Linked DNA regions of Mus musculus: all the other regions are linked to region 4. A link is a loop called in an ENCODE intact Hi-C map of the cell type or tissue named here. Cell type or tissue: gastrocnemius. All regions are shown on one strand. Links, peaks and the distances in the headings refer to the core of each region. The heading gives the core; the rest is flanking DNA. Region 1 holds the start of Gm33173 (a long non-coding RNA gene). Region 2 overlaps Farp1 (FERM, RhoGEF (Arhgef) and pleckstrin domain protein 1 (chondrocyte-derived)). Region 3 overlaps Gm33173 (a long non-coding RNA gene). Region 4 holds the start of Ipo5 (importin 5).

Region 1 (7,839 bases), core at 1,175-6,174, 63 kb before region 4:
GAAAAGGGAAAACCAACTCCTGAGATTGTCTTCTGACCTCCACACTTATGCTATGAAGCACAAGTGTGAGTGTTTGATTCACCACTGGTGGTACTGTTTGGGAAGGAGCAGGAGCAGCGGGCCTCACTGGAAGGATGTGTGTCACTGGTGTTGGGCTTTGAGATCTCAAAAGCACACACCATTCTCAGTTAGCCTTCTGCCTTATATATGTGTCTCAAAATGTAATCTCTCCACTACTGCTGCAATGCCATGCCATGCCTGCCTGCTGTAGTGCCTGCCTGCCTGCTGCCTGCTGCCATGCTTCCTGCCATAATGTTCATTGATTTACCCTCTGAAACTGTTAAGCCCCCAATGAACTTTTTATTCTCTAAGTTGCCTTGGTCATGGTGTCTTGTCACAGCAACAAGAAAAGTAACAAAGATGTCAGCTAGGCAGGATAACCAGTTTGCTCTACAGTTCCTATCTCTGCCTTCTGAGTGTTGGAATTACAGGCAGGTTACCACACCAACCTAGCATTTCTGCCAGTTCTGGGAATGTAAATTGTGGTTCCATACCGGCCTTGAGCCATCTTGCTGGTAAGAGTTTAACCACCCATAAAAAAAAAAATAAAATAAAATAAAATAAAAAAACTGTAGCGTGTACCCCATTAAATAAATGAATGAATGAATGAATGAATGAATAAATAAATAATAAATAAATAAATAAAAGAGTTTAACCACTGAGGCATTTCTCCATCCATCCCTGCCATTTCTTGATAATGTTTCATGGGAGAAGCACTGTGTTTAAAGCTTTATCTATATGAATAGTAACTGATTACCATAGTTTTTCCAGTAACAATGTTGTCAAACCAACTCCTCTGGCCAGCTATCTATAGGGTTTCCATTGCAGTGCAGAGACACAATGACCAAGGCAACTCTTAAAAAGGACAACATTTAATTGGGGCTGGCTTACAGGTTCAGAGATTTAGTCCATTATCATCAAGGTGAGAGCATGGCAGTGAAGGCAGCCAGCAAGAGACTCTCTTCATAAGGCAAACAAGAGGAGAGTCTCTTCACTGGGAAGATCCTGAGCCTCAGAGTAACCCCCACAGTGACACAATTCATCCAACAGGGCCACACCTACTAACAGTGCCACTCCCTGGTGAGCCAAGCCCCTCCCTTTTAGGAAAATGCCAGCCATTCGTGACCCTCTGTCTAAAATCTGTGGATTATCTACCACTGGAGGGTTGGGGTGGGGTTGTTCCAAACAGCCGCTTTCCCTTCAGCCTTCTCATACAGAAACTCAGCCAAAGATGGTGGCCTCAAACTTCATAGGAACCTTTTCAGTGAGTACCTCAGCAGCTTCTTCTAGGACCCAAAGTTTGCATTCAGGAAGGGTCTGTCCCAAAGAACAATGCTGCCCTCCAATAGCAAAGGGTCACCTGGGGGCTGGAGAGATGGCTCAGTGGTTAAGTGCACTGACTGCTCTTCCAAAGGTCCCAAGTTCAAATCTCAGCAACCACATGGTGGCTCACAATCTGTAATGACATCTGACGCCCTCTTCTGGTGTGCCTGAAGACAGCTACAGTGTACTTATAAATAAATAAATATTTTTTAAAAACAAAAAACAAAGGGTCACCTGACTCATTTTTCACTCAAAGCCAACACGGCTTCCTCCACCCATGATCCCCTGCATTCTGCCCCACTGTGCTGTCAATCAATGGTCTCTGTCTGGTGAATGGTGGTTCTGGGATTGCCAGTGAAGGTAAACTGTAGCAAGCACAGAGTTCAGACTCTGCAAGGGAGCAGGACACCCGGAGACAGAGGATTTCAGAGCACCTGAAGGAGGACTTGCTGCTAAGGGCAGACTTTTGTTTTAACTGACTGGGTTCTGTTACGTAAGCCATTGTTCACAGTGTGTCTTTCACCCTAATGCATCTGACTTCAATTGTCTGTGTGCCCAATCATGCCTAGACATGAGATGGTAAACAGGGGGTTCCCCCTAAAAGTTCACTTAGAGAACACAGTGTGACCTACTGAGAGTGCGCTCCATCAGCCCAGGCCGGATCAGCACTCAACCGCCAGTCCTAGACAGTTCTGAGAAGGTGCCACAGGAAGAGAGTCAGAGCTGCCAGGGCGATTTGACCTGACTGCTTTCTTTGGAGAGGGGTGTGTGTGTAGCTCTGAGAGGGTGTGGGTTCAGTTGCTTTGCTGGGAAAGGGATGTGTCTATCTCAAGCCAAGCAGAGTCCCAGGCTAACCTGTCCCTAGGCTTCCCTGTCGCACAGGTTTTACTCCAGGATCTTCCTCCCCTAGCAGTCCTTCCACTCTCACTCAGTCCTTAATGGTGATTCAGGGTTTCTACAAAGTGACATTGCCGTCTCTGCTGAAGTGTCAGGCTGAGGCTTAGCAGCTGAATCACGGAGCATTGCTGAGACCTCATGACCTGTTTGCTCATCTCTCACCGCTGAAGAAGCCAAGGCTGGGAGGAGCTGAGAGTACCAAGGTCACCCAGCTGGAGCTTGAAACTGGATTTGTAGGATGCCAAAGCCAGGCTGTGGCGGCTCCTCCTCCTCCTCCTCCTCCTCCTCCTCCTCCTGCTCCTCCTCCTCTTCCTCCTCTTCCTCCTCACTCTTTAAGGAGCTGATCTGATCAAATAGTGATTGTGTTTGCCTGTCAGAGGCCAAAGCCCAGGCTGCACCTTGCCCCACTCTTAACAAAGGTTTATCTACATCTTTTTGCAGGGAATAAACTACAGTGATTGCTACTTCCAATTTCTGATATAAAAAGAAAGTGCTAGAAAAAAAAATTCCTGCTGCTCCAGTTTTAAGTGAATCCTGTATTGTCAAGACACTGGGAGTCTAAAATTGAGCCCTTTAGGGAGCCAGGGGTAATTTTTAGAATCACAGTGAATTACAGAGGCAGGCAAGTGTCTCTGATGAATGAGTTAGCAAAAAGCACTCTACTACAGTTCAAACCCCTGAAGTCATATTAGCTGTTTTTAGAACACACCAACCTTCTGCTAAGTTCAAGCCAAGTTCAGCAGGCAGAGGGAGGAGCGCTCGGCTGACACTCGGCTGACACTCAGCTAGCACTAGGCTGGCATGGCCTGCAGAGGGAAGAGCTCAGACTTGGGAGGCAGGAGCACTGACTTCAAGCCCAGCTGTGTGCCTTGGCATAGCCTCTCCGAGGCTCACACTCGCAGGTATGCCGTGGAGGACTGATCCTCAGTCATGGAGACAATAAATATAAATATTCGGTATTCAAATCAACAACAGGGTGAACACCTGATGCTTGTCAGTCAAGGGCACCACTTGTAGTGAAAACAGGAGGAGGGAAAGATCTAGAAGAGCACAGTAAGGAAAAGCAGAGTCAGGGGGAGTGGGGTTAGATGCATGGAGGTGGCCACAGCTACAAGGGGACACTGGAGAGGAGAATTGAACGGTACCCAAAAACCGTGGACTTAGGAAGGCACTGGGTCAGATCCAAGCAGGGGACAGGCAGACACTCTAAGCCAGCAGTGGTTCTCAACCTGTGGGCCATGAGCCATTTGGGGTTGAAAGACCCTCTCACAGGGGTCTCATATCAGACATCCTGCATATCCGGTGTTTACATTACTATTCATATAATTAGCGAAGTTATTATGGGGTAGCAATGAAAATACTTTTAAGGTTGGGGGTCACCAGGACATGAGGAACTGTATCAAAGGATTGCTCCCTTAGGAAGGGTGAGAATCACTGCTCTAAAGAGAGTGTAATGAGGAGACAATGTCCAGGAATGGTAGTGTGTGCCTAGACTCCCGGAACTCAGGAACTGTCACAAGTTCAAGGCCAGCCTGGGTCACACAGGGAGTACCAGGACTATAGATCAAGGCCAGAAAGAAAGGAAGAAAGAAAGAAAGAAAGAAAGAAAGAAAGAAAGAAAGAAAGAAAGAAAGAAAGAAAGAAACAAACAAACAAACAAAAAGAAAGAAACAAAGAAAGAAAGAGAGAGAGATACAGATAGATCCAGTGAGCGAGGCTTGAGCAGACCAAAGGAAACACCTGGTCCTCTGCCTCCTCAGGATGATGCAGCATCAAGGCGTGGCCAGATGAGAACCTCTCCCTCTGGAGCGCCCCAGCTCGTTGACTGTAAGAGATAGAGAGCTCTTCCTTATAATCACCTTGTGGTGATATTTTTGTTATAGGGAGAGAAAAAAGAAACAGGATTATCGCCCTCCTGTTCTCCCTTCTCCACACCCTGCCATTTCCACCCAAATGGAAAGCTGGTACCCAGTGATGCATGCAGAGTCTAGAAGGGAGGTCCTAGCAGACAAAGCCCAGGAAAAGTGAAGGTCTGCAGTTTCCACAGTGTGGGGTTAGGGAGGGTGGGGGAGGGCATGACAGCCCCTTACTCGGAAAGATTAAACAGCTCGAGTCTTTATGTGAATCAGAAAGATGATGTATAAAAACACTGCCACCCTTTAAAAGGAATGTATTGTTCAGAATTTCTACAAAGCCTAGGCCCACCCCCTCTCTGGCTAGTCTGAACCGACTTTTACAACCTGCTGTCGCAGAAAGAGCAGCGAGTCAGACAAATCTAAAGCAATACACAAACATCTGAACCATAAAAGCACAGACATACGAGTAAGGCTATACAGACTGAGCAGATTTATTTATATATTTAGGAATATACTTGTAACATCAATTAAAGATAAAGAGGTCATTTCATTCAGAGAGAATAGGAATGGGGTGTACACTTTCTTTAGAAACCAATTCCCAAATCTGAGAACAATTTGAGAAAGTCCTAAAATAATGGCCGTGTCTGCTCTGCTTCTGTCTCTGCGTCATCGCTTGCAAGAGAACTGTTTCAGCCCCGTTGTGGATACAGATGGCCCTGACCTACCTTCCCTCCCTGGGGTCCTGAGCTGCTGGGAAAGTGGGTCTGCCCGGCGGCCTGCGCATCCTCACAAGCCTGACCAAACTGGGTAACGGGGAGACTGAGGTGTCCAGCCTCTTCTTTTCCAGCCCCTCTCCTCAGGGCATCCACTGTCTCTGTCCACCCCCACTCGTGCATCAGCTTGTACCCAGTGCTGTCTGCCACGTCCTCTGTTCTGGGAGCACAGCCTTGGACTCCTGGTGCGTGGAAGCTGTAATTCCTCCTCCCCAACAGAGTGCAGGCTGGGAGCCCAAATGCGCAGAATCAGACTTCACAGTCTCGGATATCCCAGCAGCGCAGGAACAATCCACACTGGTTGGCGCCTGGTGGCACATCTGACAGTCTTACCCTCTTGGTTCGTCCTCCAGCATCTGAGCTTTCTTCCTGGATGAGACGCAAGACTAGGGAGCCTGGAGTGCACCTGCCCACAGGGGAGTTCATCCCTTAAACATTTCAACGCGACCTTGTAGTCTGCGTATGTGCTAAGCCGCGTTTATGGTGATTCTGGCACACATCGACAGATGAACTAAGCCATATGGAACCACTGTTATGTGGCTACACTCACACACATGTGGCTACACTCACACACATGTGGCTACACTCACATACATGTGGCTACACTCACACACATGTGGCTACACTCACACACATGTGGCTACACTCACATACATGTGGCTACACTCACAAGTGGCTTTACTCACACACATGTGACTACACTCACACACAAGTGGCTATATTCACACACATGTGGCTACACTCACACACATGTGGCTACACTCACATACATGTGGCTACACTCACACACAAGTGGCTTTACTCACACACATGTGACTACACTCACACACAAATGGCTATACTCACACACATGTGGCTACACTCACATACATGTGGCTTCACTCACACACATGTGGCTTTACTCACACACATGTGGCTACACTCACACACAAGTGGCTATACTCACACACATGTGGCTACACTCACACACATGTGACTATACTCACACACATGTGGCTACACTCACATACATGTAGCATACGCTTACACAAACTCATATACACATAAGTAAAAATAAAAATCTCTTCTAAAACAATAGCTAAGTCTTTTCTCTTCACGAGGAAAATTAACAAAGAATAGATACCTGAATAAAGGAGCCGTGTGTGTGTGTGTGTGTGTGTGTGTGTATGTCATGGGGGGAAACAGTTGACTCAATAGAACCTTCTCATTCAAGCTCACTCCACAGACTCTTCCTGACTGGGCAACACTTCCAGCAACTTACACTTCTGGCCCTGAACCAAAAGAAAATAAACAAATGTTGACTTTTTTTTCATATTTAAGATCCATTTTAAAGGGCTAAATGAGGGGAAAGTCAGCCTACAGTTGTTTTTGTTGTTGCTATTGTATTCTTTTGGGATTTTGCTATTTGGTATATATATATATATATGAAACAAAAAAGTATTTTTCTGTGTAGTCCTGGCTGTCCTGGAACTCACTCTGTAAACCAGGCTGGCCTTGGTTTGACCTCTGCCTCCAGATTAAAGGCGTGCACCACTGCACAAGGCAAGTTTCCTGTTAATGAAACTTGACCCAGGAACCATTTCTAAAGACAAGTTACAAGTGCACTCTTTCTGTGAAGGGTAGCATCAGCCTTCCTTCACCGGGTTTCTTGAATGTCTTTTGTAAATCTTAGATTTAGTTCAAATACAAGCATAAAACAGACAGAAGATTCACTAAGTAGCCCAGTCACACTGATCTTGAACTCAGCTTTGATTCTAAACTGTTTCAGAAACAAAGAGGAAAGAGAAGATGATAAATTTCTAAAGAACTAGATATTCGAATTCAAGGGCAACTTAAATCAAATCTATCCAGTCACTTAGGGCCACAGTTTTATGTCTAACAAGCTGGGGTTACACCAGCACTGGCCATCTCTGTGAGACAATGTCTCTAGAATACTTTCCCTCCCCTGTCATAATTTGTCAAATGTCATTATTCACGCAGAAAATATTTAAGGATGCTTATATACCATCACTGGCTCTAACTCCTAAAGACACCATGGGAAGATCACAGTTCTGTCCTTGGAGATCATAGTTAGTGGGAGAACGACTGGACCAGCTGGAAAACCCCTGTGGACCATGAGCTAAGAGTGCTTAGACCAGGACAGACCAGAAGGGGCCACCCAGGAGAACGAGGAACACACACACTCACACACACATATACACACACACAGACACACTCACAGATACACATACACACAGAGAGACACAGAGACACACTCAGACACACATATACATACTCACAGATACACAGAAACACATACACACACAGACACACTCACAGATACACAGACACACACATGTACACTCACAGATACACATACACACAGAGACACACACAGACACACACATACACACTCACAGACACACAAACATACACACACACAGGTACACACAGAGACACACTACACACAGAGACACACACACACACACACACATCTCTCAGGGATAACAGGGTTCCATCACTTGTCTTGGGGTAAAATAACAACTACATTTAACAGGAGTGACCTCCTCAGGAGAAAAAAAAATCTTTTCTTTCTCTTTAAAAAAAATTAAAATTAAAATCTGCCCATTTGCTAAGAACAGAGGCTGGAGTTGTGCGGCACCAACCTGAAGGGAGAAAGAAAACGCCTTAACGTGTGTTCTGGGCAGATGCGATGCCAATTATTTTTGAGGTAAGAGACTAGAAAGTCACATGACTATCCTCCGACTCCCAGTGCCTTGGCCCTCCTAGCCCGTTGTTCTCACGACCTCCTCTTGCTTGATGGAAGTGTGGCACCTGAAGGTCCAAGGATCTTGCCGGGCTGCCCGAGCTGTCAGTGCAGGGCTGCCACTGTGTTAAGCTGCCTTGTAGATATAACTTCTTCCTTGGCCCTCAGCCTCCTCATGGGTAAA
Region 2 (7,839 bases), core at 1,040-6,039, 310 kb after region 4:
GTCACGTAGACATCCATTACTTCATTTACTTGCTTCATGTAGGCTGTTGTAAACATTGTATCACTGTCATAAAAATGTTAAGGTTAGCATTCATTGGATATACATTTTGTATGAACAAATACACGTTTACAGACACAGGTGACCAGATGGAGGAAGATGTGAAGGGACACCTTCAGATACCTGCCGCAGCACCTGTAGCCAGCTGTGCCAACACCTTACCTATAAATAAGAATTGTGCCCTGGCCTTCTTCAGTGACAACACACACATGCACACAAACACACACACACACACAGGCACATACACATGCACACACACACAAACACACATCACATGTATCGTGTTTAATGCCTGAGGTGGTATTTCCTTGTTGTGATTTAGATTTCCAGCACAAATCCTTCCCCGCTGTCGGCATTTTCTTCTTTGCCCTTGAAAGTTTCTCTGTGTAAAGACCTGCCATTCCCAACATCACTTCTACAGGCAGCGTCTGTCTCTTATGTTTCTTTTCACCACGAGGATTTTAACCTTGGTTCTGTCCTAGGTACAAAGAGAGTCCTTTTCAACTGACCAGCAATTCAAGGGCAGTTTTTAAAAAGCTATGCATAGACTGTGTGCTTAGCTTGTGTTTTATTAATAAGGCCAGCTGTTCTTTCTCTGATTTGAATTACATGCAGGGAGCATAGAGGTGAGAGTTAGGACTTAGGGGTGAGTGAACCTAGTTCAGTTCTAGCTGAGCCTCTAGGATGGATCCTGTACCATGCATGACTCAAGTTTCTCTCCTGGACCCCAGGAGTCCCTCTGGCTTTGAGGGGCAGATAACTTTAGGTGGCATGTGATGTATGATAGCATGTATGTATGTAGATAACATGCGTGATAGTAGATAGTCTGTGATGTAGGATAATCTATAAATACTTATCCCTCCTCTCTTGACTCTCAAGGATTTTTCTATTTTGTGTATAGGTGACCATATAGAGAGATATAGGTATATATCATGCATATTTCATTTGGCCACTAATGTGACCATTCATTAGCTGCTCATTCATTAATATCTTCAGAATGGGTAAATATCTACACGTTTAAAAAGCACAAATAAGATTTAAAAATTTGGGCTTTTAAACATGTTTGTTTTTATTGCTTTTAAACGTGTAGGTGTGTCTGGGCACCTGAGTGCAGGTGTCCATAGAGCCAGGCTCATCAGAGTCCCTGGAGCTGGAGTTACAGATGGTTGTTAGCTGCCTAGCACTGGGAACACGGCACTGGGAACCGAACCTTGCTCTGCTGCAGCTCTTAGTTCCTAGCACAGCTCAGCATTCTACTGCTGAGGGCTCCATCCACCCCTGTTCACCATCCACCTGTACTTAAGAAAGGGTGTTTTTACATATATGTTAATATGTACATAAGTGTTTTGCCTACATGTATGTAAGAGTACCACGTCCGTGTAATGCACACAGAGGCCAGAAGAGGGCGTCAGATGCCCTGGAACCGGAGTTACTCGCAGTTGTGAGTAGCCTTGTAGATGCTGAGGATTGAACCCAGGTTCTCCAACAGAGCAGACAGTATTCTTATCCGCTGAGCCATCTCCAGCCCCTTAAAGAGGTTTTAATGGCCAGGTTCAGGCATAGTATCTGCAGAATGTGCACTAGAACAATCTATAAAAGGAGTTAGCAGAGCTTGGAGCTGTGGTCTTCTTCCAGAGGACCTGGGCTCAGTACCCAGTATGCACATGATGGCTCACAACCATCTACAACTTAGTCCTAGGGGATCCATCACCCTCTTATGGCTCCTAGGAGCACTGCACAATGTGGTACCCAGACATACATGCAGGTAAAATACCTGTACACAGAAAATAATAAAACAAAAGATTTATAGGATGTGGCACTGTGAAATGTGGCATTCTAGAAGAAAAAATGCTCACGACCTCACATTCTCAAAAGTACTTCCCTTTCAGTAGCTTGAAATGGTCTCCAGACCCTTGCCCGTTCTTGCTGACATTCTGTCTCCGTTTGCTCTAGGTGTGGCTGGATCTCCTGAAGCCCATTGTGAAGCAGATTCGAAGTAAGTGTATCCTTTGAGCTTCCTGGTGACAGCAATTGTTAGGCCAGGTGATTCCCAAGTGGAGGTGTCTTTTTGTCTGTGACATGAATCCCTAGAGATACAAATTCCTTGTTCCCTCATGACAGCTTGTCAGCACCCACTAATCCACAGACTGTTAAAATAGGCAACTTCCGCCATTTTCATGCATAATCCTTTGGTAATCAAAACCTCGCTTAGAAATCAAACATCATCTTGATTAATGACTAATGCCTGCTATTAAGCCCCCAGAATAATTGCGCTTGTCTCTTCTGTGCTGTTTGCTGTTTTAACTGTTCTGTGCTCAGGGGAAGGGTGGAGCCTTCTGTTCTTGAAATAGACTTGAGGTTTTCTAATCTTCTTTTCAGAGCCTATGAAATCAGAATGCTAGCATTGTCTGGGGAGAAAGTGCTTAATTGTGAGCGTGAGATTGTGTGTGCTTAATGTGTGTCTGTGTGAGCGTGTGTATGTGACCGTGTGTGTGCCTGTATGACTGTGGTTGTATGGGTCTCTGTAAGTGTGTGTGTGGTATGTATATATGGTATGTATGTGTCTGTCTCTGTGTGTGTGGGGGGGTGGGTGGGGTGGGGGTGGGTGTGTATGAGATGCATGTATGGGATGTATGTTTCTATGTGAGTGTGTGTGTGTATGGTGGGGGGTGTAGTGTGTGTTATGGTATGGTATGTGTCTGTGTGGTGGGGGTGTGGTGTGTGTGTGTTATGTAGGTACGGTATGTGTCTGTGAGTTTGTGTGTATGGCATGTGTGTATGTGTGTGTGTGTGTGTGTGTGTGTGTATGGTGGGTTATGTGTGTTATGTAGGTATGGTATGTGTCTGTGAATGTGTGTGTATGGTATGTGTGTGTGTGTGTGTGTGTGTGTGTGTGTGTGTGTGTGGTGGGTTATGTGTGTTATGTAGGTATGGTATGTGTCTGTGAGTGTGTGTGTATGGTATGTGTGTATGTGTGTGTGTGTGTGTGTGTTGTATGTATCTGATGAGCAAGTAGAACTCTAATATGAATCCAGCCTGTATATTAGAAGAGCTTAAGGGGCCCATGAGAACAATAGGAAAGAGGAAGCATGGTTTTTTGTTCTCAGTCTCCTGGCCCCTGAGCACCAGCTTATCATTTTCTCTGCTTTGAGATAAGCTGTGTTCTTAAATGTTGTCCCAAACGGCCCAGATTCGAGTGGACAAGACCAGAACTGCAGGCTGTAGTTGCACCTGAAGCTCACCACATGTCCTAGCTCACTTTTCTCTGATCAAGAAACACCCCTAGGCCACTCCTATTGATTGCTGTGGATGTAAAGGCATGCAACGAAGTGTCTGTGAGGCCCTCCTACAATTACATTTGATGCTGGCCTCCAGTCATTTAAACTAAGCAGTTCCTGCATCTCTCTGTGGATCCAGATGATTGTCACTTATTCTTGTAGCGATGCATGAGGGGCCCCCTTGTGGTGGGACAGCAGCCATGGTTGCAAAGTCATAACTGGACAGGCCTGCTACAACCTCAGCGTCTCCTCTGTGTGCTGTGACTGGCCCCGTGTGATGAAGATGTCACTTGGCATTGACAACAGCATTGTCCTAGCTTCCGGTCCCTCTAGACCCTCCTGAATATGGAGAAAGCAATGGCCTCTGTCTCCTCAGGCCACCATGGCTGTTTGGAATCAGCCAGTGTCTGACTGACATTAAAGGGTCGGCTTTCCCTCTTACCTGTGCTATACACTCCGCCTTTCCCTAAACTCCAGGTGGCCTTGGAGCTGGTGCCACCATGTCCCCTCATGTTTAGGCTTAAATTGGGAATATCACAGGCTCCTTAGCCTCAGCATGCCTATGTTTTGGCTTAAGAGAGGAAAAAAAAAAAGAAAAAGAATAAAAAAAGATTGTATGCACCATGTGCATGCAGTGCCCAAGTAGGCCAGAAGAGGGTGTCATATCACCTGGGAGTAAAGTTCTGAGTCATTGTGTAGGTGCTGGGAATCAAACCCAGGGCCTCTGTTAGAGCAGCCAGTTCTCCTACCCAGTGAGCCATCTGTCCAGCCTCCACGGCTTGCCTTCTCTCATAATTTGTACACAGCCAACATCTTCACTTTAGAGTACATTGCTTGACCTGTTGCTCTCCTTCCAGATGGCAGCCCCTCGGAGGCTGTTACAACCACCAACAGTCTGAAGTCTCACACTGCAAATCAGTACATTGTACTCAGTTTGGCTTTCTGCTGAATTGAAAAGTTCTCCATCACGTTCTTCTCCAGCCACTTCCTGATTTTGTTGTAGATCCTTGGATATGTGCATGAGACTGTAAAGGCTGCGGTGGACAATGACATAAACAGGGCCCCAGTTCATCTGTATTTTCTCTGCATGTCTTGGAGCTAAGATGTGTTTGATGACGTGGTAGCAGCCATGCTTGCTTTGTAGACAGCTATACACCCTAAACTGTATGAAGGCTTCACATCTCATTATCTCCCTTTCCGATGACTTGAGTCTACCTGTGGATAAAGACGGGTGGTCTGCAAATAGTGTTATCTGCCTTTAATCCCAGCCTCAGACAGAGGCAGGCAGATCTCCATGAAGTTGAAGCCAGCTGGAGCTACATAGTGAGATCCTGTTTAAAACAACAACCAATAAACCAAAAACATTTGATTGATTTAAATACACTGGTTAAGAGCCTTAGCTACTCTTCCAAGAACCTGACTTCAATTCCCAGGACCCACATAGCAACTCACAACTCTCTGCAATCCCAGTTCCAGGAGGTCTGGTACCCTCACACAGGCACACGTGCAGGCAAAACACCAGTGCACTAAATGAACACACAAACACATAAATCAGGACGCTGGAGTCAGAGGCAGGTGGATCTCTATGAGTTCCAGACCAGCCTGGTCTACAGAGGGGTTCCATGATAGCCAGAGCTACAAGGAGAAGCCTTGTCTGGACAAACAAAAACAAACAACAGACCAGAAGCACTTGGTGACATACAGCTAAGTGATTAAAAACCCAGAGGATACTGAGCAGTTGAGTGTAGTACTGTGGACGGTTCTTAGATGATTGCCTGTTACTGACCTAGCAGCTGTGGCCATTCTGGGTGGCTCCGTGGTGGTGGTGTCTGGACTCTGGAAACCTTGGGGTGACAGAGATGAGTCGCTGAAACTCTTTCTTGGGGACCTGGAAGGCTTGGATCGCCACACAATTACTGATGTTGTTGTTCTTTTCAGGACCGAAGCACGTCGTTGTTAAATTTGTTGTGAAATTCTTCCCTCCCGACCACACACAGCTCCAGGAAGAACTTACCAGGTTAGTGGTTGTCAGCGGGCTGTTTTCACTGGAGTGGACAGAGGGAAATCGGACACTAGTCTCTAATCGACTAAACATGTCCGTAGGGTTTATGTGACCGTTAGCTCTGAAGTGCTTACAGGCTCCGCCCTCCTCTCTTCCATCTGTGCCTACAAGACCAAGGGGAGGAGACCATGTTTTGCTGCAGCCTGGGTTCTCTGCAGCCTTGATTGATAATGAAGTGAGACGGCCTTAAAGCCTGTCAAGTCATCTTCCAACCTGTAGTGGCTATTCCTGGTTGTCAACTTGACAATATTTGGAATGAACTACAATCCGGAATTGGAAGGCTCACCAGTGACCCTTATCTGGAGGCTTGGAGATCCTTATCTGGATCTTGGTTTGAAGATCTTGAGCCATAGTGGCTATGGATTCCAGAAGATTGAATCTCCGAGTTAAGGAACACACCTTTAATCTGGGCTATGCCTTTCATCTGGGATTAAAGGTGTGGTGGAACACACCTTTAATCTGGGCTACACCTTTTGCTGGAGACAATATAAGGACATTGGAAGAAGGGAGTCTAGCTCTTGCTCTTGCTCCTTCGCCTGCTTGCTGCGTGAGACTGAGTAACTGCTAGATCCTTGGACTTCCATTCACAGCTGCGACTGAACCATTGTTGGGAATTGGGCTGCCGACTGTAAGTCATCAATAAATTCCTTTACTATTTAGAAATTATCCATAAGTTCTGTGACTCTAGAGAACCCTGACTAATACACAACCGTTACAGTCCAAGATACTTTTAGGGTCTCTTTTGTGAAACGGATTCTGAATTCTGTTAAGAGTGCTTCAGAGGATGTGAATTCAGTTCCCAGCACACACACACACACACACACACACATACAGGGCAGCTCACAACCACCTGTAACTCTAGCTCCAGGAGATCTGATGCCCTCTTCTGGCTTAGATGGGGAGCTTCACACATGTGGTGTACACACACACACTCACACACTCACACACAAACACACACATATGGGGGGGGGTTGATTTTATTTTAAAAGAATGCATCTTTTTTGCTGCTGTGGGAGGTGACATGGCCATTTCAAGAAGGATACCACGTGTGTGTCTCTGATCTCCACAGAGCAGTATTAACCAAGGGCCTTCACACTAGTTCAGGTCTTATGAATGAGTCACCCTCACCCACCCCCACTCGCCACAAACAAGTGACTGAGTTGAAAGTCTCCCTAGTGGGCTGAAGTCACCAGCCATCTGGGAACCGTGGTTGATAGACTTCAAGTCCAGGAGCATTGGCCAGGGCTAAGAACCCAAGTCACAAGACACCCAGAGCCAACAAACAGCCCTGGGCCAGTGAGTTCTTTGCCTTCCGTATCTGGGCTTCTAGGGCAGGAACACGGTGCTGAAGTAAAGCTAGAGCCAGCCCTAGCTGCAGTCGGTTGGTAGTGTGCTTTGTCCGCGTCACTGGGCCCTTCCTTAGTTTGAAAGTCAGAGGCAAGGAGTCTGGTCTTCCCATCCAAGGTTCTTATTTTACAGTCAGTTTGCCTCTTTTTTTTTTTTTTTTAAGATTTATTTATTTATTATATGTAAGTACACTGTAGCTGGCTTCAGACACACCCGAAGAGGGAGTCAGATCTCATTAGGGATGGTTGTGAGCCACCATGTGGTTGCTGGGATTTGAACTCAGGACCTTTGGAAGAGCAGTCAGGTGCTCTTACCTGCTGAGCCATCTCACCAGCCACAGTTTGCCTCTTTTTAACGCTAGTGTACCACTGTCTTTAGAGTTTCAGGGGTTTTGTTGTTTCACCGACTTATCCACCAAGACTGATAAACCCTACCAGATGGGTGGGGCAGGTTTTATTTTCTGCTTTTGTTTTTGGTTCTTGGCATAAATGAAGACATGCTTTTTCAGAAATCCCATCCTTTTGGCTCAATGATAAACAAAAGCTATCTGAGATTTCTATGCAGCCCCATCATTGTCCCCAACACAGTTTGATGTTCAGAGAACCCGCCGTGTTGAGTCTCCCACTCTCTCAAGTTCCTGAGTAAGCAGAAATATCATAGTGGTGACTATTGAGATTTTAGTGGATGGATAAATGACTGGCGGGCTTGAAGGGCGCCTCACTTCATTATCAATCATGGCTGTAAAGAACCCAGGCTGCAGCAAAACATGGTCTCCTCCCCTTGGTCTTGTAGACGAAAGAGACAGAAGAGAGAAGGGTGGAACCCGTAAGCACTTTAGAGCTACGGTCAAATAAACTTGCTGGTGTTGCATGGTAAGAAGAGGTGTCAGGACACGGGGCTGTGAACAGGGCTTTAGGGGACATGCGGACAGGAGCCCAGCAGCACAGCAGAGCCCATTGCAATTGCAGGACGTAAGTCAGTCTAGGTTTGCAGTTAGTGTGTGGGCCCTCCAGGAATAGCAGGCTGCCCATTTTCTTACAGATAGATTAAGTTGCACTTTGCAGCTCGACGGAAGCTGTATTCCCTTCTATTTAT
Region 3 (7,839 bases), core at 1,371-6,370, 75 kb before region 4:
GGTTGTCTTTTTAAACGTTCGTAGCTTGTTTGCTAGAATTCTAAACAGAAAGCTAAGCCTTCCTAGTGTGTTGGAATGCTCCATGTATGCAGTGGCTTTGTGGATGCTGACTGAGGACCTGCCCCCTAGCTGTTTAGTTCAATGAGAAGAAAGCAGGAAGACCAGAGATAATATAAGCGACCCAGCTGCCCTAGGGTTGCATTAGACCCAGCCCTTGACCAGAGCCTGGCCTCAACTTCTCAGCGTGGGTTTGCACAAACCACAAGTGAGGCCAGCTGCTCAGAGAATGAGTCAGCCCCCAGAATTCCATATGCAAATAAAGACAGAGCCGTTCCCCCAGACGCCTGGATGAGTTCCTGGAAGATCAGAATGCTTGGCAGTTCCCACTGAAGGTTTGAAGCCGCTGGCTGACTTCTTCTGCACATGAGATCTGACTCCTAGCATCGTTTGCACCCTGGAGACCAGGAAAGACCATACTGCAATGTGCTATGTGTCCATGTCAAGAGGTCTCTGGTTTTGTGCCTTTTTGCCCCATGATAGAAGTTGTTCTGTTTCAGAACAAGTGAGACGTCAAAATAAGAAAAGGGGTGGGTCTCACTGCAGATACTTCAGTCTTTAAGAGAAGAAATGGTTCCCTGTGGTTAGCAAAAGAGCAGAGCTCAGACTACCTCTGTTCAGAGCCTGAAGCACAAAGTTCTCCAGGGAGAAGAGGAGACCACACAGCCAACCCCAGGGTCTTCTTACCTCCTGGAATGGCCACTCTTCTGGATAGCTTTATGTCAACTTGACACACGCCAGAGTCATCTGAGAGGAGGGAACATCAATTAAGAAAATGCCTCCACACTGTAATTGGTAGGGGTGGCCCTAGCCTACAGTGGGTGATGCCATCTCTGGACTGGTGGTCATGGGTTCTATAAGAAAATAGACTGAGCAAGACAGACGAGGCAAACCATGCAGAGCAAACCAGTAAGCAGCACCCATCCGTGGCCTCTACATCAGTTCCTGCCGCCAGGTCCTTCTCCTAAGTCCTGTCCTGATTTTCTACAGTGATCTGGAAGTGTTAAGCTAAATAAGTCCTTCCTTCCCCAGCTTGCTTTTGGTCATGATATTTCATCACAGCAATAGAAACCCTAACTAAAGCAAGTTGGTATCAAGATGGTAGGGTATAGTAGGGTAGAGCTATGACAACCCTGACCATGTTATTTTGGGGAAGATTATGGAAGGACTTTGGAACTTGAGGCTAGAAAAGCCAGAGTGCTCAGTACCTGGTGAGTGTACTGTAGGAGCTTGGAAGATAAGAATGTTAAAAGCAGAACAGAAGATGGGGCCTAGGGGGGCGGAGATACGGCTCAGTGGTTAAGACTCTTCTTCTAGAGGTCCTGAGTTCAATTCCCAGCAACCACAAGGTGGCTCGAAATCACCTGTAATGGGATCCATTGCCCTCCTCTGGGGAGCATGAAGATGGTATACTCATAAATATTTTTTTTTTAAAGATGAGGCCTGTCTTGTGAAGTTTCAGAGGGAAGTTTAAAAACTATCGGGACCATTTGCTATTTTGATTTGAGATTTCATGAGTCTGGTTAGCTGGGGCCCAAGAATCAGCTGTGTTTAACACGATAGTAGAACTACTAACGTGAAACCTTTGCTTTGTTGGGATACTGGATACTGGCCAGCCGGAGCTGAGAAATTATCAGTGATTAAGAGGTTGAGGTTAACTCTTATGGGAAGTGTTTCCTGAGAGTCAGCACACAGAAGCTGTGTTCCAGAGGCAGCCAAGTTTGTACCTCATGCTGGCATCTGAACTTGGTAGTATAAGAGTCATCCAGATGGTACCAGTTTTGAAGTCAGGAAGGGGCCATGGAAAACAGCTGAGGCTTGGCACTGTGAGAGGCCAGGAGAGGCCACCGGGGAAGGTGCAGCCTTGGTGGCAGTTGAAGTCCTAGGACTGAAGGGACCAGGAAAGAGAAGGTGAGGCTTGGCACCGTGAAGAGAGTCAATGAAAAGCTACTGATGAGAGCAGAAACCCCCCGGCCTTTTGGAAATGGCAGTACCATGGATGACCACCAAGAATAGCAGCTGCTGTGCAGTGGAGCCAGCGAGGCCTGGAAGACAAGCTGTGTGTGCTTCAGAGCCAGAGAATGACCCACGCCCCTTGGAGGAGCCCAGAAGACCATGAGTGGAGCTCAGATATTGAATGCTCAGTGATTTACACTTTTGGGAGTTTGCTTTTGCTTTGATTTCGTTGTGACTTTTCTCTGGTTCTTCTCTCTCGAAGTAAGAAAATATTTAACTTTATTTTATTTTACAGGAACGCGTAGTTTGAGGCACTTTGAATTTTTAACGTGATTGAGTTTGTAAAAACTGCGAGGTTTTTTTTAAAGTTATTTGTATTTTTAATGTGAGACCGTGGGGATGAATGAGAAAGGAAAGTGATGTCTGTGTCAGGTTGACAAGGAGTCAGTTGTGCTGGACAGTTTAATGTCAACTTGACACAAGCTAAAATCACTGAGAGGAGGAACCCGCTCTCTTCAGTGGTTATCTTAATTAGGGTTTCATGGCTATGAAGGGACAACATGATCAAAGCAATTCTTATAAAAGAAAGCAGTTAATTGGAGCTGGCTTACAGTTTCAGAGGTTCAGTCCATGGTGATGTGCAGGCAGACACGGTGCTGGGGGAGCTGAGAATTCTACAACTTGACTGAAAGGCAGCAGGAGACATTTTCACACTGGCCAGACTTGAGCATATGTAAAGCCCCACCTCCATAGTGATACACTTCCTCTCACAAGGCCACACCTCCTCCAATAAGGCCACACCTCTTAACCGTATCGTTCCCTTGGATCAAGCATATTCAAACCACCACAGTGGTTGATGGAGGATGGTCCAGTCCATTGTGGGTGGAGCCATCCCTGGGCTGGTGGTCCTGCGTTCTATAAGCAAGCAGGCTGAGCAACCCATGTGGAACTAGCAACCTCTGCATCAGCTCCAGTCTCCAGGGTCCCATTCTATTGGAGTTCCTGTCCTGACTTCCTTCAGTGATAGAATACGGATGTGGAAGTGTGAGGCAGATAAACCCCTTCCTCCCCAGCTTGCGTTTTGACCATGGTGTTTTCTTGCATCGACAGAAATGCTGAGTAATATGGCCACTGAGAACTGAAAGGACTGAGCTGTAAAATGTGTGAGCCTAGGGATGGAGAAAGCAGGGATCCTCATCCTCCCCCAGGGACCACAGTGGCTCTACAGAGGACAGTCAGTATTGAAGCCAGCCTCCCTCTGTCAGACAGGAGTGGGAAGAGCTAGAGGACCTCCTTAATCAGGGTAACCTTCTCACGTGGGGAGCCCTTAGCTCAAACAAGCAAGTGGTTACTGGAGTCTAGCCCAGGTGTCACTGGCCGCACCAACTGCCAAGGGCTATGTTTGCCCAAAGGAGATTCTTTCCTCTCTACCTTGGAAGAGCTCAGAGTTAGCTCTGAAGGCCACATGACAGCCAGAAGGAACCATAGTACTGATTGAACCTTGGCTTTTTTTCCTGCCACCTGCCTGTCCCCGACCACCAGACCCTATAACCCTCTGGGTCCTAAACACTCAGAGAGGGGTAGCCCACAGGAGATACTAGCCTTTCTCCTAGTCGGGAGCATATGATGTTGGCTCAGTTTTAAATTTTCGAGACGTGAAATGATGGTTGTGATTCAGCTTTGGGAATTAAGGACAGCCAGAAAGACACTCAGCCTGCACAGCAGATGGAGCTAAGTCTCTATCTGATGCCAAGCTAAGCCTTAAAGCCTCAGGGAGACATAATGAATAAAAGACCTGCAAATCCCCAAGTCTCTCCCCTGTACTCTCACCAGTCAGGTTTGAGAGCAATAGTCCTGCTTTAAAAAATGCGTCCTTGGGGGCTGGAGAGATGGCTCAGAGGTTAAGAGCACTGACCGCTCTTCCAGAGGTCCTGAGTTCAATTCCCAGCAACCACATGATGGCTCACAGCCATCTGTAATGAGATCTGATGTTCTCTTCTGATGTGTCTGAAGAGAGTGACAGTGTGCTCACATACATAAAATAAATATCTTCTGGCCTCCTTGGGAACACACACACAAACATGCACTTGCATACGAATATACATGCACGTACATGAACACGAGTGCACACACACACTCCATTACCCTCATGCAGACATTCACACATACACTAAAATAAAAATAAAAGGCTGGAGAGACAGCTTAGCAGAGCATATGCTGCTCTTGTAAAGGACCCAAGTTCAGATCCCAGCACCCACTTTAGATGACTGACATCCTCCTATATATAGCTCAGGTCCAGGGGATCCAGTGCCTTCTGGCCTCCATGAGCACTGCACTGCATTCACACGCACAACCCACACACCCCTCCATATACCACACATACACACACACACACACACACACACGAATATACCTACATATACATGCATACCTCTACACACACACCCCTCCATACACACACCCCCCCACACACACACATATATTCACACCCTACAAACACCCACATCCCTCTACACACATATATTCATACCCTACAAACACATCCCTCCAGACACACACACACACACATACCTCCATACACACAGCCCCACACCACACTCCTCTCACACACACATACACCTCCATACACACACACATACACCTCCATACACATACACAAATGCATGCATACCTCTACATACACACCCCTTACACACACATATGCACATCTTACAAACACCCACATCCCTCCATACACCACACACATACCGCACACACCGAGGGACGTGTGCTTACATATGTATTAATTAAAATAAATCTTCTTTAAAATAAAAATCTTTTAAAAGATTCATTCATACTGTCCCATGATGAGCTAAGCGAAAGTCTAGCCAATTCTGCCATAAAAATCTATCAGGACAAGCCGTGCTAGCGAGCGACTTCCCAGTTCTGCTCTCTGAGATCTTCAGCTAATCATCTGAGCCAAAATTCGCTCCTTTCTGCAAAACCTATGGGGTGGATGTGGGGGCGGGAGGGGGGGGAGTGAGTTGACATATAATTTTCAAGGGCTCTTGCAGCTAAAGAATTCCTATATTCTGACCAAAAATAAGTATCGCATATATGACAAGTTTAAAACACACTTAAACAGAGCTGGGGTGTGGCTTGGTGATAAAGCTTGAGATCAGGCACAAAGCCCTCAAGCTGCACATCACACTGCCTGCATCCGTTATGCACGCAAAGCCCTGTCAGGTGCCGCGGCTGCCAGGGTTCACCCTGTGCTTCAGGAAGAGAGACCTAGTCGTCATTTGTCTATCAGAGAGGATGTGTGCAAACATGGCCATCAGGGGTTTCCTGAGACAGCGAGAGCACTGGGTTTGGAAAGGGGACTTTTTGTCGACAGATGAAGTGGTTCGCACCCTTCCCGAGGCTGCAGCCTGTTAACACAGCTCCTCATGTGGCTGTGACCCCCAACCAGAAAATCATTTTTGTTTCTACTTCATAAACGTAATCTTCCTACTGTTATGGATCGTAATATAAATATCTATGAAAGGGTCGCTCACCCCAAAGGGTTAAGAACAACCGGTCCAGAGGGAGCACAGGGAGAATGTCAGCACCTGGGTGGGTACTGGACGGTAGCTCTAAGTAGGGATTGCCAGCTATTGATCTAGAGGCCATACAAGGCCCACGACTGTGTCTTCAGTTAGCGTAGGACGCTCTTAATTGAAGGCTCACCAAAGTTCCATGTTTTCTTTTTTAAAGCCACATTTTCAACTCTGCATGTGTGTTTCGAGAGTCGAGGGATTTGGAATGACTAAAATGAAATGCCTTATTGCTCAAACACTAACGAAAAGGAAAGACTTCTAAGCTGAGGTGGACGGGATGGCCTGACAAGGCGTTCCACCTCCTTGTCTTCATGACCTGTGAGGACATCTGTAGCAAAGAGTACCAAGGTTGCCTGCATTGCTATTGAACAGGTTGATATTCTCCTCACCAGCACATAGTAGGCTCACCCTGGGTTATCCATGGAAACCTAGAGCAATCACAGGTCCTGGGAGGGGCGATGGGGGAGGGACATGGCATAGCATTGCTGGGCTGTTGTCTTTTTTTTTTTTTTTTTTTTTTTTTTTAAGTTATCTTTGGAGCCCTGGATGTTCTGGATCTCACTCTGTAGACCAGGCTGGCCTCAAACTCAGATATCTGCCTGCCTCTGCCTCCCAAGTGCTGGGATTAAAGGTGTAAGCCATCCCAGCCTATTGAAACCTCTAACCGGGGCTGGTGAGATGGCTCAGTTGGTAAGAGCACCCGCCTGCTCTTCCGAAGGTCCGAAGTTCAAATCCCAGCAACCACATGGTGGCTCACAACCACCCGTAATGAGATCTGATGCCCTCTTCTGCTGCGTCTGAAGACAGCTACAGTGTACTTACATATAATAAATAAATAAATCTTTAAAAAAAAAAAAAAAAAAAAGGAAAGAAAGAAACCTCTAAACAAACCAATAACTCAATTCACACAAGAGCTGACGGGGATCGGGGTGGGCTGATTCGGGAAAGACAGGCATTTGAGGCTGCCTAGGTTATAAACCAACTTTCCCTTATTCCAAACCAACAATGAAAACACAGCTTGTTGTAACATACAGACCTTTCCAGAGAGCCTCCTCCCTCAGGGTGCGATAGCTAGAGAGACATACACTACCACAGAGCACCTCTGCTGGAGATGTTGGAGTGCCCACTCTGTTATTCCGTCCAGGGTTTACCAGTTCCTGGCTCCTGGCATTTGCAGTGCTGAGAGACTAGGGTTTATCTTGACAAGAAACAACAGCACGGATATCCAGGTGGCCTTTCCAAATTCCAGAGCCTAGGAAAACTTGGTCAGATTCGCCCCCTTGGTGAGTAGTGGGGAGCACTGTGGCACCGTGGGAGAGCAGAGCAGAGCAAAACGTGTTGGCGATGTCAGCCAGACAGAAGGGTAAAGAAGGAGGCAAGAAAGGCATCTTATTTTAAGGCTAATTCATCATGCATTAGAATCACACAATGAACTTGTTTAAAATCCTAGAGGGCTCGGGCCCACTCCCAAGACTTAGGGGCTGTGGAGTCGAGATCGTGAGACTGGCGCTGAGATGCTGTTGGTCCAGGGAAGCCCACTCTGACGTCACTGTCCTCTGATGTTTCTGTAGTATCCCTAATGTCTTAAGGAGGAACGTGGGCTGCTGCTGGGGATGCGCTTGCAACGTTTGAACAGTGAGTGTTGTTGTCTAGAGAAGGCAAGGTAGTGACTGAGCGCCAGGGAACATGATCCCCACCCCCCACCCCCAGGCAGTTGTAAAAAAGAATAGGGAAGCCAGGCAGTGTCCTGAGAGGGGCTGGGTTTCTCTGAAGATCTAGAGGAATGGTTGGACACCACAAAGTGAACTCAGAGGGATTTCTGTGGGCTTTCGGTTTGATGGTTTGATTGCGCTTTGTTTTGATTATCCTCCTGCACCACCCCTCACCCCGCCCTCTGCCCCATACTGGTCTTTTGCTTTTCCGTTCTGATTTTCGTTTTTTTCCTGAGGGTTTGTTTCTCGTTTTCATTTTGTTTCTGAGAGAAAGGTATCCCGTGTGTGCTGTGTTGGACAATTTTCGGAGGTCAGTTCTCCCCTTCTGCTGTAAGATTTGAGGGGTTAATCTCAAGTTGTGGGGGGTTCACAAAAAATTCCTTTTCCTCCTGAGTGATCCTTCTGGCCCCACTGTGTGAGTTTACTATGGGAGTGGATGACACTGTTCTTAGAAATTAATCCTATAGGATACCCCACAGGTGACACACAGGTTCCATTTGTTTGTTTGTTTGTTTTTAATGCTTTCTGAATTGCAG
Region 4 (7,839 bases), core at 1,954-6,953:
GCTGTCATTGAAAGTTATAGTGCTTAATCTCTACATACATGTCAAGTTCTCAGATTTCTTTTGGTCCTTAAATCTAATCTCAATCTGTTGTGGCGAAGTTTTTTATGATTGCAAACTTTTTTTTTTTTTGAATTTTCGAGACAGGGTTTTTCTGTGTAGCCCTGGCTGTCCTGGAACTCACTTTGTAGACCAGGCTGGCCTCGAACTCAGAAATCCACCTGCCTCTGCCTCCTGAGTGCTGGGATTAAAGGCGTGTGCCACCACGCCCGGCAGCAAACTTTTTATTTATTTATTTGTTTGTTTATTTATTTATTTATTTATTTATAAGAGTTATTTTTTAAGAGTTATTTATTATTATATGTAAGTACATTGTAGCTGTCTACAGACACACCAAAAGAAAGCATCAGATCTCATTATGGATGGATGTGAGCCACCATTGCTGGGATTTGAACTCAGGACCTTCAGAAGAGCAGTCGGAGCTCTGAGCCATCTTTCCAGTCCTGCAACCTTCTTTAAAAATGGGATCCATCCTGGATCATGCTGTATGTGCACTGGGGAAATGTGTACTCACAGCTGTTAGTGGGTGGTGTCCTATGCAAACCTAGTAGGGACACTGGATTTTATAGCGGTTGTCTCTCTTCTGTCTTCTGTCTATATACCTGGCTATCCTATCAGATGGTGAAGGTAGGGACTAACATCTCAAACTGTTCTCACCAAGCTGTCTCATTTCTTACATGGTTCACGCTTTATTTGGGGCATTTTTAGATTCATGTGTTTAAAACTTCTATGTCTGGGCTGGCAAGACAGATCAGCCAGTAAAGGCTCTTGCCTCCAAGTCACACAATCTGAATTTGATCCCCGAGACCCACATGGTGGAAGGAAGGAGAGAGCCAACTCCCTGTCCTCTGACTTCACACACCATATGGCACATACGCACTCACATGCATACTCTCATACCCATTCCATGTAGATATGTGTAGATTGTGTTTCTTTCACATATAAAGAAATAACATACTAAAAATCTTAGCCCTGTATCTCTCTGATTGGGTTGACCCTTCTGTAATAGAAGTATCCTGTCAATAACGACAAGTTGTAAAACATGTATGTTATGTATGTCTGTGGGTACAAGGGCTGCCATAAACACACACTTAGAGGACAGAGGACAGCTTTGTGGGAAGGTGGTCTCCTTCTGCCTTCATGTGGCTTCCAAGAATTGAGCTCATTTGAGACAGAACCCCAGGTGACCTGAGACTCCAGCTCCTCCAGTTTCAGCGACCCCCACACGCAACTCTAAGGAGGCTTTTGGTCCTGGACTCTGCTTGGGTGACATCAGTGCAGTCCGTCGGCCTTCTTTGGGAGACTGTTTATATGATGTGTCTTTTTCCATTCTTTTCCATTCAACATATTTGCCTTCTAAGTAAAAACATTAATCTTAAAAATGAAATCCTTCTGCTAAGTGTATTTTTATTTCATGGTTGAAATGCAGCAAGGGGGACGGTATGTAAAGCCATTTGCCACATTTAAATAAAAACAGTCATCTCCAGAAAATGATTTTTCTTTAGCTCTTGACCAGTACTTGATTTAAAAAACACATGCACCAAGTAAGTGTGTGTGTGTGTGTACACACCACAGCAAATGTGTAGAAGTCAGAGGACAACTTGGACACAGTTCTTTTTCTAATGGGAGTCCTGGGGATCAAACTCAGGTCACCCTGAGTCCTGGGACTAATGGTTTGAACCACCAGCCACCAGGCTCAGCTGTAAATTTTTATCTTACAAGCTCAGAATTGACCTGATTGTCTTCTAAAGGTCTTCAATTCTGTTTATGTCAAGCCAGCAAGGAAAGGAAATTCCGAAGCAAGGAACACCGGTCAGAAAGCGCTGTGCCATGTCTCCAAATCCCTGAGAATCAAGTCAAAAACTGGGAGCGACAGAAAACACTGTAGGTAACTGATTCATATCCCTTTAAGTCAATACCTAGTTTAAATGACCAACTATACAGTGCAACTGTGTTAGCCCCTTATTTTATTCTTTAGCAAAGCACTATCCAATAGAAGTAAAATATGTGTTTTTACATGTTATTTTTGTTTCTAACTAGCCATACTTTAATAAGAGAAACAGCTAAAAATTTTAACTATGTTATATATAACATAGTTAATTTCATTAGTAGACTTTAACCCAATATACTCTTTCTACTTGTTGTCAATATAAAATGTTAATGTCTCATTGTCTTTAAAATTCTATGCACATTTTACATTTTTAAACTAAAAGCACATCTCCTTTTGAACGCATTGAGTCATCAATAGGCACACGCCTTTCATCCTAGCGCTTGGGGAGAAGGAGGAGGAGAGGCTCTGTGATTTCAAGCCCATCCAGAGGTAGACAGTGAGACCCACAAAACAATCGAAGGAAACAGAAACTAATAAAACAACTACTACTCCCATAGAGCTCTTGGTGCACAAACTTATGCTGAGGTGTTTATTGTTTAATAATCATCCATAAATATTTGTTTGTTGTTTTAGTCAAAGCCTCATGTAGCCCAGACTGCTCTCATCTTTATGCAGCCAAGGGAGAGCTTGATCTTGAATTCCTGATCATCCTGCTTCCACATCCTGAGTGCTGTGCTTACAGGCACGAATCTTCAGGCTTCCTCTTAGCAGTGCTGTCAAGCCCAGGACCTCATGCATGCTAGGGAAACACTCTACCACTCATCTACATCCCCCAACCCTGCATATATGCAATGTATAGATTCGGCTCTCAGCAGAGTCTGGGGAAAGGCACTGGGATAAACACTTGGAGTCGAGAGCCAGCCAAGATTTTTATAACAGAATCTGATTTGTGGGAAAATCTATAGTTTTAGCTACGACTATATATATTTGCAAGCCTCTAGGTAATTTGTCTTATTTCACTGTTACCTAGTTAATTAAAAATTGGTTACCCAGGCGCAGTGGCGTATGCCTTTAATCCCAGCATTTGTGAGGCAGAGGCAGGTGGATTTCTGAGTTCAAGGCCAGCCTGGTCTACAGAGTGAGTTCCAGCACAGCCAGGGCTACACAGAGAAACCATGTCTCGAAAAGCCAAAAATAAATAAATAAATAAATTTGTTAGTATGTAATTCCCCAATTTAAGAACTCTGAATGAGTAATTCATGTCCTACCCCTCTTTCTCTCTCTCTCTCATACACACACACACACACACACACACACACACACACACATCAAAATTAAAAAAAAAAAAAATCGACTCCAAACTAATGTCGGAAATGGTCTGACCTTGAAGAAAACAAATGTGGCCAAAGAATGAATTCAAGGTAGGAAATCAGTTCTACACAATAGCTTTGCTGGCCTCCTGTAGAGAAAGAATCCCGCCAGTGTGGCAGCTAATAGTAGAGGGGGTGACTTTCTCCACAAATCAACTAAATGCCACTGTAGAAACCGGGACTGGTTCCCACAATTCCACGTGATCCCAGGGCTTCTGGCCAGATTTTGCATGACCTGACCATGGATGATGTAAGACCAACCTTTAAAATCACCCAAGAGAAAATATTTAATACTTTCAAAATGCACAATTGCCAACAAGAAATAAAAAACTTCAACATAAATCCCATGAGCTGCTGAGCTGTAGTTACAGGCCTCAGGCTGTGGAAACCTATTCCTTAGGAAGTAGTCGAGTCCTTTTGACACAAGACATACATCCCCCTTTTCACCTGCTGTCATCCTCAACTTGGGCAATGCTTTGGACACACAGTAGGCTTTTAACTGAGTCTGGGCAAACAGGAGCTGGGATAAACTTGGGAGCTGAGAGCCAGTCAAGATTTTTACAACAGAATCTGAATTGTGGAGAAAGGTCTCCCCTCTATAGGTGTAGCTGCAACCCTGATTACGTTCTGCTTTTCTGGAGGCCAGCGCATCTATTTTGTAGAACTAGTTTCCAACTGGGGATGCTCTTTCATTCTTGGGCCACATTGTTTTTTTTTTTTTTTCAGTGTAGGACCATTTCATACATTATTTTTTTCTTTTGATATGAGCATTTGAGTCTGTGGACATTAGACATGATTCTGAATAGGACATGATTCTCAAAGTGTTTCAGTTTGAGCTCTGCTCTCTCCTGTTTAGGCAGTCCCAGATAGAAAGATGGGCCAACGCTGGTGTTTAAGCACTAGAGTTTAGGAGGTGAGAGGGAGGCAGCCTCTGGTCCCCTCCATGCTGGCACGCATCAACTATCAATGGATCGACCACGTTAGGGAGTGGCTCATGACTTCTCCCATCCTTAGAGAGCAAGGAAGCTCCAAACACCAGGATGGGTGGCAGTTCCCGGGTGGGGAGCGTGCGTGATTTGATCCGGGACGGAGAGGTGCAGGGGGGAAGAGTCCGTGATGAGCAACCCCTCTTCCGGGACAGTCCCTGGACGTGAGTCACAGGACAGAGGAGGGTAGGGACCGCCTGAGTCACAGGCTGAGGGGGACGACACGACACCACAGGGCCAGACAGATGGAGGGGTCTGCAGAGGCGGGTGTGTGTATGCGTGTGTGCTCGCTGCTGGGGGGATTGGGATGGGGTTAGGGAGGGGGGTCCCGGGGCCCCAAAGCCCTAAGGCGCGGCTACGCGGCGGGCGGCAGGGAAAGGGAGTCCAGCCAGCCCGCGGCGCCGAAATCTCCCGCGCTCAGGAGCTGGCCCCTCCTCCGGGCCCGGCCTCACGCCCCTCGCGGCGGCCCAGCCGGATCGGCTCCTCCCAACCCGCGCCCCGGGAACCCCAACCTCGTCCTAACAGCGGCCCTCTGGCCGCCACACACGCCCGCCAGCCCCGCCTCCCGGCGCGCGCTGGAGTGACGACACCGCAGGGTGCGTGACCAATCGGCGTGGCCCTCGAGGGGGGGCGGCCTCGGGCACGCCCCCCGCGCCGCGAGCCAATGGGACGCCGGCGTCGGCGGCCGCGGCCGGGTGAGAGGGCGCGAGGCCCCGCCCCGTCCTCCCTCGGCCCCCTCGGCCCCGCCCTTCTCGCCCGGCCCCTCATCCCCGCGCCGCCGCTGGTGCCGGTCGCCGCGCTGGGCCCGCCCCCAACCCTCCCGCCGGCCCGCCAGCGCGCCTCACAGCTCCCTCCTTCTCTCTCTCACGCCTAGCGCAATGGCGGCGGCCGCGGCGGAGCAGCAACAGTTCTACCTGCTCCTGGGAAACCTGCTCAGCCCCGACAATGTGGTCCGGAAACAGGCGGAGGTAAGCGAATCGGCGGCCCCGGCGCGCCGATCCTTCTCCTCCGCGGCCGGCCGGCTGGCCCTGGGCGCTCGTCGGCCGGCCGGCCGAGCGGCGCGGGTCGGCCCGGCTGGCGGACAGCGGCCCCGCAGCCCACGTGCGCGCCTCCCGCCCGGCCCCGGCCCTTCCGGCCCGTGCAGCGGCGGCGGCGCCGGTTGCCTCGCCGCCGACCCGCGCACACGTGCCACCGCGCCTGACGCGCCCCGCCCGCGGGCCCTGCACCCCAGCCCTGCTCTCCCTCCCCGCGTGGCCCGCCAGCCCTCGCGGGCGGCCAGACCCCGGCAGCTCCTGACCCGTCCCGCTTCCCCCACCACCCCAGCCGCTCCCTTCCCCATCCCAGCTCAGGGAGAACGCGTGTCCTGCCTGTCGCTGCCTTACGGCGTCTTTCCCCCGAGCCCCTTTCTGGTTTCTAAAAGGAACTGCACACGCCGGTCCCTTCAAGATCGTGTGAAGTTGCCTTTGAGGGATCCCTGCTTGACCACCTCGCTCTGCTCTTCTTCCTTCGAATCTTGTTTGATCTCTAGAGATTTGGGCTTATAAACGGGATATACTGGGGGCTGTGGCTGTCTAACTGGGCCAGTGCCATCTCTTTTTCATATAACACAGATCGTTCTCAATCAGTCTTAGATCAAGGGTTCCATTTCAGATACAGTTATAAGCCCATTTGCAAGCTAGCAATAATATTATTAGCTCACTAGAAGACGGAAGATACATTGTTAGTGTTGAAGCTCAGATTTTTGTGAGGTAATTTCTAGGAAAGTTGATACGTGGAGCTCCTTACGACCCATGGGTCTGAAGTTTTTTAGGAGACTCTGAGGATGTGTGAATAGCTTTACTTACAAAGCAAAGATGTCTTTTATATATAGCTAGTGACGTTGACATGTCTTGTACTTACCGACCTAAAGTTGGGAGCTGTCTTTTAAAACAGTTGCTAATTTCGCTTTGAGTAGAATGGATAATCTGGCCACACTTAGATTTTAGTAAGTAAAGAAGTTGGAGACTTAACTTCTGTGTGAAATGGTGCTTTAAACTATGTCCTTCTTAATGGTGCTTTTAATTTTGGGGGGAGGGGAGATAGCGATGTTTGGCTCTCTAGTTTACACAGGCCCTTCAAACCTGTGGCAGTCCCCCAGCCAAGTTTCCTGAGCGCACCAGTTCCCATGCCCGCCTTATTCAAGTAATATGCAGTGTATAGGGGGAAATTCAAAGGGTACAATTCTTAATCCACTCTCCACGTTTATTTCATGAGCCTTCCTTGAAAACGTATCTTTAAAAGCATTCGTGTATACATTATGTTACCTGGGTGGATTTATAGTATACATAGTTCTGCAAATTGAATTTTCCCTCAGTTTCTTTCACATTGTCACCCAGAAGACCATACATTATATAGATAGGTGCATCTCCCTGTGAGTGAGTAATCCGATACTTTTAGTGCGGTCCAAGAGTACTGCACATAGAAATAACGTGTATACTTGTCTGGACGAAGGTAGTATATGTATGTAAAAGTATGCGTAAAAGTAAACTTGCAACAGTTTCCACTTAGGATATGATGATGCCTAAACATTTTGATACTTTGTGCAAACTCGAGGTAATTTTTTTAAACCAAAGCAAGTTCTTAATCCCACCCTATAATAGAAATTTCCATGTGTTGCAGAGCAGAACTGCTTTGTAATTAGTAAGCTAGTTTAATTCTCCCCCTCCCCTCCAGTTGCTTAAGTCTATTGTCAAGCCTGGTGGGGAATCGCTCTTCTATTGAACTAAATACCAGTGTCCGGTTCAGCTTGAATTCCAATTTGGTGCCTGTTGTAAATCTTTTTATCTCTTACATCCCTTTAGGGATCGTTAGTAGCATTCAGCGCATTTTCTCATAAAGAACAATCGGAAATAAGTACTCTTTGTCTCTATTCCTAGTGGAGATATTTAGGTACTACGTTTTTCCTTAATATGTCCTGAGAATGTATATAGAAAGTGAGTACTGCGACACTGAATTTTCTTAACTTGGCAAAAGAGCAAATTCGGGGTCAGGGTGGTCCTTGATACCATATGGTATAATAGTAAGTTGTAAATAAAACTTCCTAGAAAAACGCCAAAAAAAAAAAAAAAAGGCACAAAAGCTCCTCAATTTGTTTGGGGAGATTTATAAGTAACCCAAACAAGAGGACATACTAAGTCAGATGAAACAACTATGAAAATACTTTATTGAAGCTGAACAATTGGCATGGGCTCCGAGAATATATTTGTAAATTTATTCAGCCAAAATAAAAATACTTAGTCTACAGGGTCCTGGCTAAGGTCACTGTTGCTCTTACAAGGAGGTGAACAGTGTAACTCACATTGTTACAACATACATTGTTACATTTTGTTGAAGTGGTCTAAAGACTTAAATTTTCTAAAATGTTTCTCCTTTTATTTGGGGGTGGGGGAGAGGTTTGAGACAGGGTTTCTCTGTGTAGCCCTGGCTTTCCTGGAATTCACACTGTAGACCAGGCTAGCCTCGAACTCAGAAATCCGCCTGCCTCTGCCTCCCAAGTACTGGGATTAAAAGTGTGGGCCACCACGCCCGGCTCATTTATTCAGACCATTTAATACTT

Evidence for each region. A loop is a pair of places that touch in the nucleus more often than their neighbours do. Peaks named below come from ENCODE experiments on the same cell type or tissue, not always from the same donor. Only the 100,000 strongest peaks of a DNase experiment are listed, where the experiment ranks them.
Region 1: it touches region 4 in a loop (2.9-fold over the local background); 26 of 42 quality-filtered maps call a loop at or near these places.
Region 2: it touches region 4 in a loop (4-fold over the local background); 3 of 42 quality-filtered maps call a loop at or near these places.
Region 3: a loop joins it to region 4, with 3 times the contacts of the local background. A loop is called at or near these places in 26 of 42 quality-filtered maps.

What each region holds. Positions count from the first base shown.
Region 1 is chr14:120,844,225-120,852,063 of GRCm38, forward strand. Gm33173 (a long non-coding RNA gene) reads right to left here and starts at 4,116. Exons shown (of 4, transcript XR_874989.3): 1 at 4,021-4,116. Gm52124 (a long non-coding RNA gene) reads left to right here and starts at 7,535. Exons shown (of 3, transcript XR_003951155.1): 1 at 7,535-7,619. In gastrocnemius, for the core only: a CTCF peak has its summit at 3,108 (motif pointing right); no DNase peak of the experiment used is centred there; H3K27ac peaks cover 2,304 bases.
Region 2 is chr14:121,217,367-121,225,205 of GRCm38, forward strand. Farp1 (FERM, RhoGEF (Arhgef) and pleckstrin domain protein 1 (chondrocyte-derived)) reads left to right here. Exons shown (of 27, transcript NM_134082.3): 4 at 2,011-2,053; 5 at 5,274-5,352. Among named protein-coding and RNA genes, the nearest start is that of B930095G15Rik, 27 kb to the right of the region's middle. In gastrocnemius, for the core only: CTCF peaks have their summits at 1,463 (motif pointing right) and 3,521 (motif pointing left); DNase peaks (open chromatin) are centred at 1,435 and 3,522.
Region 3 is chr14:120,832,207-120,840,045 of GRCm38, forward strand. It overlaps Gm33173 (a long non-coding RNA gene), which reads right to left. Exons shown (of 4, transcript XR_874989.3): 4 at 7,526-7,839. Among named protein-coding and RNA genes, the nearest start is that of Gm33173, 12 kb to the right of the region's middle. In gastrocnemius, for the core only: a CTCF peak has its summit at 3,729 (motif pointing right); DNase peaks (open chromatin) are centred at 2,036, 3,463 and 3,687.
Region 4 is chr14:120,906,132-120,913,970 of GRCm38, forward strand. It overlaps Ipo5 (importin 5), which reads left to right and starts at 5,063. Exons shown (of 26, transcript NM_023579.4): 1 at 5,063-5,212. The coding sequence starts at 5,123. In gastrocnemius, for the core only: a CTCF peak has its summit at 4,724; DNase peaks (open chromatin) are centred at 3,462, 4,881 and 5,474; H3K4me3 peaks cover 2,511 bases; H3K27ac peaks cover 2,400 bases.